Linked DNA regions of Homo sapiens: region 1 is linked to region 2. Evidence: chromatin contacts called from ENCODE Hi-C or POLR2A ChIA-PET data. All regions are on one chromosome and are shown on one strand. Each heading gives the region's core, a stretch centred on a gene start or an enhancer-like site at or near the end of the contact. The rest is flanking DNA. Distances are from core to core; before and after follow the strand shown. Region 1 overlaps TVP23C-CDRT4 (TVP23C-CDRT4 readthrough). Region 2 overlaps TEKT3 (tektin 3).

Evidence for each region. Hi-C counts contacts between places; a loop is a spot of excess contacts on that map. ChIA-PET counts read pairs that join two places held with the same protein, here RNA polymerase II (POLR2A). Pooled maps may share reads with other maps.
Region 1: a map of IMR-90 shows a loop between it and region 2 (7-fold over the local background). The contact joins two enhancer-like sites. A Hi-C loop is called at or near these places in 1 of 168 maps with a recorded cell type or tissue (IMR-90) and 3 of 50 pooled maps. POLR2A ChIA-PET finds 5 or more read pairs at or near these places in 2 of 52 experiments (H1 and IMR-90).

What each region holds. Positions count from the first base shown.
Region 1 is chr17:15,501,695-15,504,498 of GRCh38, reverse strand. All of the region lies in intron 4 of TVP23C-CDRT4 (TVP23C-CDRT4 readthrough), which reads left to right. It also overlaps a transcript of TVP23C not described here. Among named protein-coding and RNA genes, the nearest start is that of CDRT3, 32 kb to the right of the region's middle. Within about 2 kb of position 1,543, at least 19 of the 41 ENCODE cell types and tissues checked have a DNase peak (open chromatin) inside an H3K27ac peak, as active enhancers do.
Region 2 is chr17:15,306,222-15,309,136 of GRCh38, reverse strand. It overlaps TEKT3 (tektin 3), which reads left to right. Exons shown (of 9, transcript NM_031898.3): 8 at 319-473. LOC124903932 (a long non-coding RNA gene) reads right to left here. Exons shown (of 3, transcript XR_007065634.1): 2 at 1,277-1,476. Among named protein-coding and RNA genes, the nearest start is that of TEKT3, 34 kb to the left of the region's middle. Within about 2 kb of position 1,314, at least 3 of the 41 ENCODE cell types and tissues checked have a DNase peak (open chromatin) inside an H3K27ac peak, as active enhancers do.

The DNA of each region.
Region 1 (2,804 bases), core at 294-2,793, 200 kb before region 2:
CGCGCTCTCAACTCTTAATAAACCCATCCAAAGCGCAGCTCTTCTCTTCCAGCAACTCCTTATTTTTATGTTCATATCCAAGTAAATCTTAGCCTTGTCCAGAAGCAAAAGCCCCATGACCACGACTTCAATTCTGCCTCTCTTTTCTGGCCACTGCCTCTGTGTCACCAAACCCCAGGGACAAATTGGCAAAGACAAAGGTGGCTCTGAGAGGAAAAGGGAGGGAGAAAGGGTGTGAAACCCCACACATCATAGTCTTGTTCCTGTTGAAAATGCAGGAATATAAAGCCCAGTACCAGAGCTTCCCATTATTCAGGCCTAGGCTCCTGGTTCCTGGGCTGTCTAGTGGGTGAGGGCCCAGGGCCTGGAGGTGTTTCAGGATCCTCAGGCCTGATTTGGTGGACAGGACCATGTTCAGGGGAAAATGTGGGGATAGGGCTGCATGCTTGCTCTCAGGAGACTGGGCTCTTTTTTCTGAGTGTCCCTGAGAAACCATCCTTAGGTATTGGTACTACTCACAGGGTTGTGCCTAGCTTCCTGGCTTTGGAACTTCATTCACTTCCTCCCACCCTTCCCAGCCCTTCCATTCCCCCTCCCAAAAGGCTGACACCCACTCCTCCTAGAACCCTACCATAACTCACCATCCTACAAGAGCTTCCTTCTGTTTGGGATAGAACTTCGGTGGCCTGCATGCTAGCCATGAAGCCTTACGATGGCCTTTTCCTAACCATAACAACCACTTATTTCCACTTCATTTACTTTACATTTCCCTCTCCTCATAAGATTTCAGCAAACCATATACTTATAAGTCAACTTGCACAGAATCTCCTGCTAGCTTATTTTGGTGAACACAAAACTGAATGCAAAAATCCCCATCCTTCAAAGAATTTGACATTCTAATGTCACCAATTTTTCGACATGCTAATGCCAGCAATTTTTTTTGAAAGTTGAAATAGAACATAATAAGGCAACAAAACGAGACTAAGAGGGTTCTGCACCGTGTTCCAACAATCTTCAGTCCCCTTCACTGTTCATGTCTAAGCACTGAGGCGTTCTAAAGCAGGTCACCTTTTGCCTCAAGGACTTTTCTTGAAATATCATGGTCTTGCTCTGTCGCCCAGGCTGGAGTGCAGTGGCGTGGTCACAGCTCATTGCAGCTTCGACTTCCTGGGCTGAAGCGATCCTCCCATCTCGGCCTGTCAAGTAGCTGGAACCACAGGCGCGCCACTACACCTGGCTAATTTATTTTTATTTTATTTTTTGTAGAGACGGTCTCGCCACATTGCCCAGACTGGTCTGAAAGTCTTGGGCTCAAGAGATCCTCCCGCTTCCGCCTTCCAAAGCGCTGGGATAACAGGCGTGAGCCGCTGCCCGGGCCATCCCTCGAGGAAGTTTCATCAGGTAGACATTAATTCTTTCACGAGGATCACGGATCGAGCTCTTTACTGGAAACCTGCGCCCCGCCTTAGTTCTCCACCTCTTCGTGCGGCTCCAGGCAACTGCCAACAGATGGCGCCCGCCCGCCTATTTCTCTCCTTGCGGCTTTGGGCCTGGAGGGGAGGTGGGGAGAGTCCCAATAGCAGAGGAACTGGTGAGCCCGGGCCAAAATTTCATCTGGCATCCGGAATGCATTAAAAACAACCCACAAATCTGAAGCTCCTCGCAGGAGAGAGAGAGAGAGAGAGAGAGGAGAGAGAGGAGAGAGGAGAGAGGGAGGGAAGAGAGTGACGGAGAAGGAGAGAAAGAGACGGGAGAGAGGAGAGAGAAAGAGAGAGAGAGGAGAGAGAGAAAGAACGAACGAACAGGGAACTTGTAAAACTAAGGGGAAAAGGGCAGAAGAGAGGCAGCAGCGTGGTCCCTGCAAGCGTCCGCTTTCCTGGCCAAGCAGCCCCCAGCACGCCTGCTTTGTGGGGCAGGGCCATGCGGCCCCGAGGAAGGATGCGGTGAGCCAGAGGGTTCCAGACAAAGGAGGGGATCCCCAAGGCTCTGGGCCAGCCAGTCCCTGTTTTACTGGCACCACGGTCCCTCCTAGGCGAGGACGAAGAGGGAAGGGGTGGAGACCTCCACCTTCTCTGCGTGTGGCTGCGTCCCTTTACAGAATGACAGGCCCTTACTTCCGAGGGCGGGGACTAATGTGTAAGGCTTAACAGATCCAATTCCAGAAATTATCTGTGTTTTTTTCAATCACCCTCTTGTGCCCCCCCACCCCCCATTAAATTTCATCTTTTATCTTTTTTTGGGCCTTCGTAATGAAAAGTGGTTTTAAAGGTTGACCAGTTTTACTACTTAGTGCCTAACAGGCTGAGTGATTATACCGTTGAAGGAGGTCACAGCGGGAAGGACATGGAGAGAGATGGGGGGTCTGAGGCCTGGGGAGTGAGGTCTGGTTCCCTCTCCTCCCCTTGGAGCCAGAGGGCACCTTCGTGACTAAGAAGGGAGAGGATCTGGCCTTGTGCAGCTCTGCCCACTGAGAGGTAACACCTGTTCTCCAGCTGGGTGGCAGCTCCCTGAATCAGGCCAGTTTGTACTTTTTCACCTAACTCACATGATTTCCACTTCAGTCGCACTACCGCTGGCTGCCCCATTGTGGACAGCTTCATTAACCTCCGTTGCTCCTAAAGGCAGTCTTTTGATGGAAATGAGTGGCGGAAAAGGCTGAGAGCAACCAGGCCAGGCTCAGCCCACTTACTTACTATAGTTAGCCTCTCTGTTATGCCTCACTTACCCCAAGGACTCTCTGAGGAGTGGCCATTAGTCCTACAGCTCCTGAGTGCATATTGTGGCCAGTCCCACAAATGTGAAGT
Region 2 (2,915 bases), core at 65-2,564:
AATTTGGAGCATTTGCCAATTTCTGTAGTTGAAATACTCCCACCCTGGCTGATTTCCAGCTACCAAAATGAGGTTGCCAAGCCTAGGGTTGGGGAGAGAGGCGCCGCCCACTCTCCAGAGCAGGTGCATGCCAGCTCCAGTGAGACACGTGGGTTCCCTGGGGCAGGGCTGGAAAGGATAGACGGTCTTGGTGAAGCAACTTCCTCATCAGCGAGGTCAAGGCACGTGCTGGACATGGAGTGGACAGGCAAGAGGTGGGAGGCGGGTTGTTGAAGGGACCACACCAAAGCCTCAGGCAGTTGCTTCTCTTTGTCACAGACCCTGCAGGAGATTTTCCAGACTGAAATGACCATAGAATCCATCAAGAAGGCCATCAAGGACAAGACTGCCTTCCTGAAGGTGGCTCAGACCAGACTGGATGAGCGCACAAGACGGCCGAACATTGAGTTGTGCCGAGACATGGCTCAGCTACGGTAAGGTGGGAGGGGAAGGCTCGGGGCTCGCTCGGAGGGCCACCAGACCAACTGTGGTGCCTGGCTCTTTAGAAAGCTGCTTTCTGCCCATACGCAGCATGTAGGAGCCTTCTGTGAGAATGGTAGTAATGGGGAGATGTTGAATGCAGAAGAGTTTCAGTGTGGGATGATGAAACAGTCCTGCAGATGGATGGCGGTGACGGTTGCACCAACAGTGTGAATGTACTTAATGCCACTGATCTGTACACTTAAGATTGGTTAAAGTTTTATGTTATGTATATTTTACCACAAATCCTTAAAAAAGGAAAGGACATCAACGCTACACACACAAAAAGTGCTATTAAGCCTTTAACTCATTCGGGGAGGCCAGTGTGGTGTTCGGGTTCTTTTGCATGTTCTTGGAGTCTTCGGAGTTTCCAGAACTCCTGTCTTATAAGCAGCAGTTTGTGACTTTCTGTGTATTTCTCAGCATGGGGAACGCGACAGAAAAGGGACTTTCAGTACCAATTCCACTGACTCCTATCTACTCATTTGCTGTCTTTGTGACTGAGGATCTCATTTAAGTTTATTTCAATGTGTTTCATTCTCAGTAGAAATCAAAGCCAGCTGGTCTTCATCGAGCACAGCTCCTATATATACACAGCAGGAGGAATCTGACCCCACAGTTTATCTACTAAACACTACATGAATTTTATTATTATTTTCACTTTGAAGATTCATTTTGGGATGGACTTGTAATGAACTGGCCAAGATTCCCTCCCTACCCCCGCCACAATCCGGCTTCATTTCCAATTTCCCAATACCTGTGAGTCTGCCTTTTCTTTCTGGGTTTCATCATTGCTATTCTTAGGTCCTAAGATGCTCCATGCAGAAGTAAATCAACTTGATAGCAACTGGAGGAGCCAAGGGCAGTGCGTGAACTCCAGAAGCCTTTCTGGTGCAGTGGGGAGATGCCACTCGCTCTGCTTCCACGATAAAATTCTCTTATCTTGAAGGATTGATCCTAAGGATAAAATAAAGAAATAAGTGGTGGTTTGAGACAGTGGATTTCCTGAAATGGAAGGAAGGGGGATCTTGTGAGGCCAACATTGATGATGATGATAATAATAGTAAAGATAATGATGGCGATAATCAATGCAATGATAATAATAGCTGCTACCATCTCTTAACCTGACTCGATGCTGGGCACTGCCCTAAGCACTTTATACTATCTCATTCATTACCTTCATATTACAAGTGAGGAAACTGAGGCAGGAGTGGGTGAGTGGCTTGGCCCAGGCCACATTTAGTGGTGAGAGAGCTGCAGTTTGAGTCTTTGCCTGTCTCACCCCAGAGTTCTATTCCACCAAGCCATTTGCTTCTCTTTCTCCTGTGTTTTACGTTGTGTAATGCATTTACCATCCCCCTGTCAGGTACCTGATCTCATTTGAGAAGAGTTGGCAAAGTAAATGCTGCATGCTCATCTCCCTCTCACACAGAGGATGAAACTGAAGGTCACAGAGGAGATCATTATGATGAAACACCTTACGTGTATAGCACGCATGTTGTCTGTGTTGAGTGCCATGAAGCGTGCTTTAGGTTGTACGCAAATGATCTTCATTTCCAGGATGAGTTGTATTTCTCCTGGTGGAGCTGTTATCTAGGCCATAGCCACAGAAGAGATCACTCAGGCTGCATGTTTTTCAAAGTGGGTTCCATAGAACCCCTCTTCATGCACAGCTCATTATTTAGGATAAGCAGCTCTCCACTCCAGAGACTACATGGGCCCCTAGACAGCCAACTGGAGGCACCTCTCTGCTTTAGAAGAACCCAGCAGTGAGTGCACACCCACTTGGCCTATTAGAGTTAGATCACCAGTTTTGACTTTATGTAAATGTTATTAGGAGAAGCTGAACTGATGTTTCGTTCTCCAAAAATCTCTGCAGAGTCATCAAAAGTGGAGATGGGAACAAATAAATTGTTTATACTGCCGTTAGACAGACACAGGGTTGCTTTTAAAATGAGTTTTGGGTAGTGGTCTAATAGGACTTCGGAATTATCAAACAATGAGGCATTCACAGCTTCTCCTGAGGAGCTGAATGATTTTTACTCTTTTTTTTTTTTTTCCTATTCCTGGCTAAACAGAATTTGCTTTTCTTTCACTTCCTGCCGACTTCATGGTATGTCTATTTCCTCTGCTCCTTTACTGACTTTTGAACAAAACCTACTTTTGTTTCTGTCAAGTTTTCTTGTTAAAATATCCTTGCCAAAAATCTTTAGGATTATTATTGGGGGAGGGGATTACTTTCCTTTTTAAATGGATGGTTCTGAAAGCAGCCCTTCGGCGGTCTAGATTTAGAAAAAATAAAGATCATAAACTAAGGGGAGTGGGGACTGAGAAAAATTGCTGTTTTCATTTCAAGACTTACTTTTATTTAAAAATGTTCTAAACGAGTTATTTCA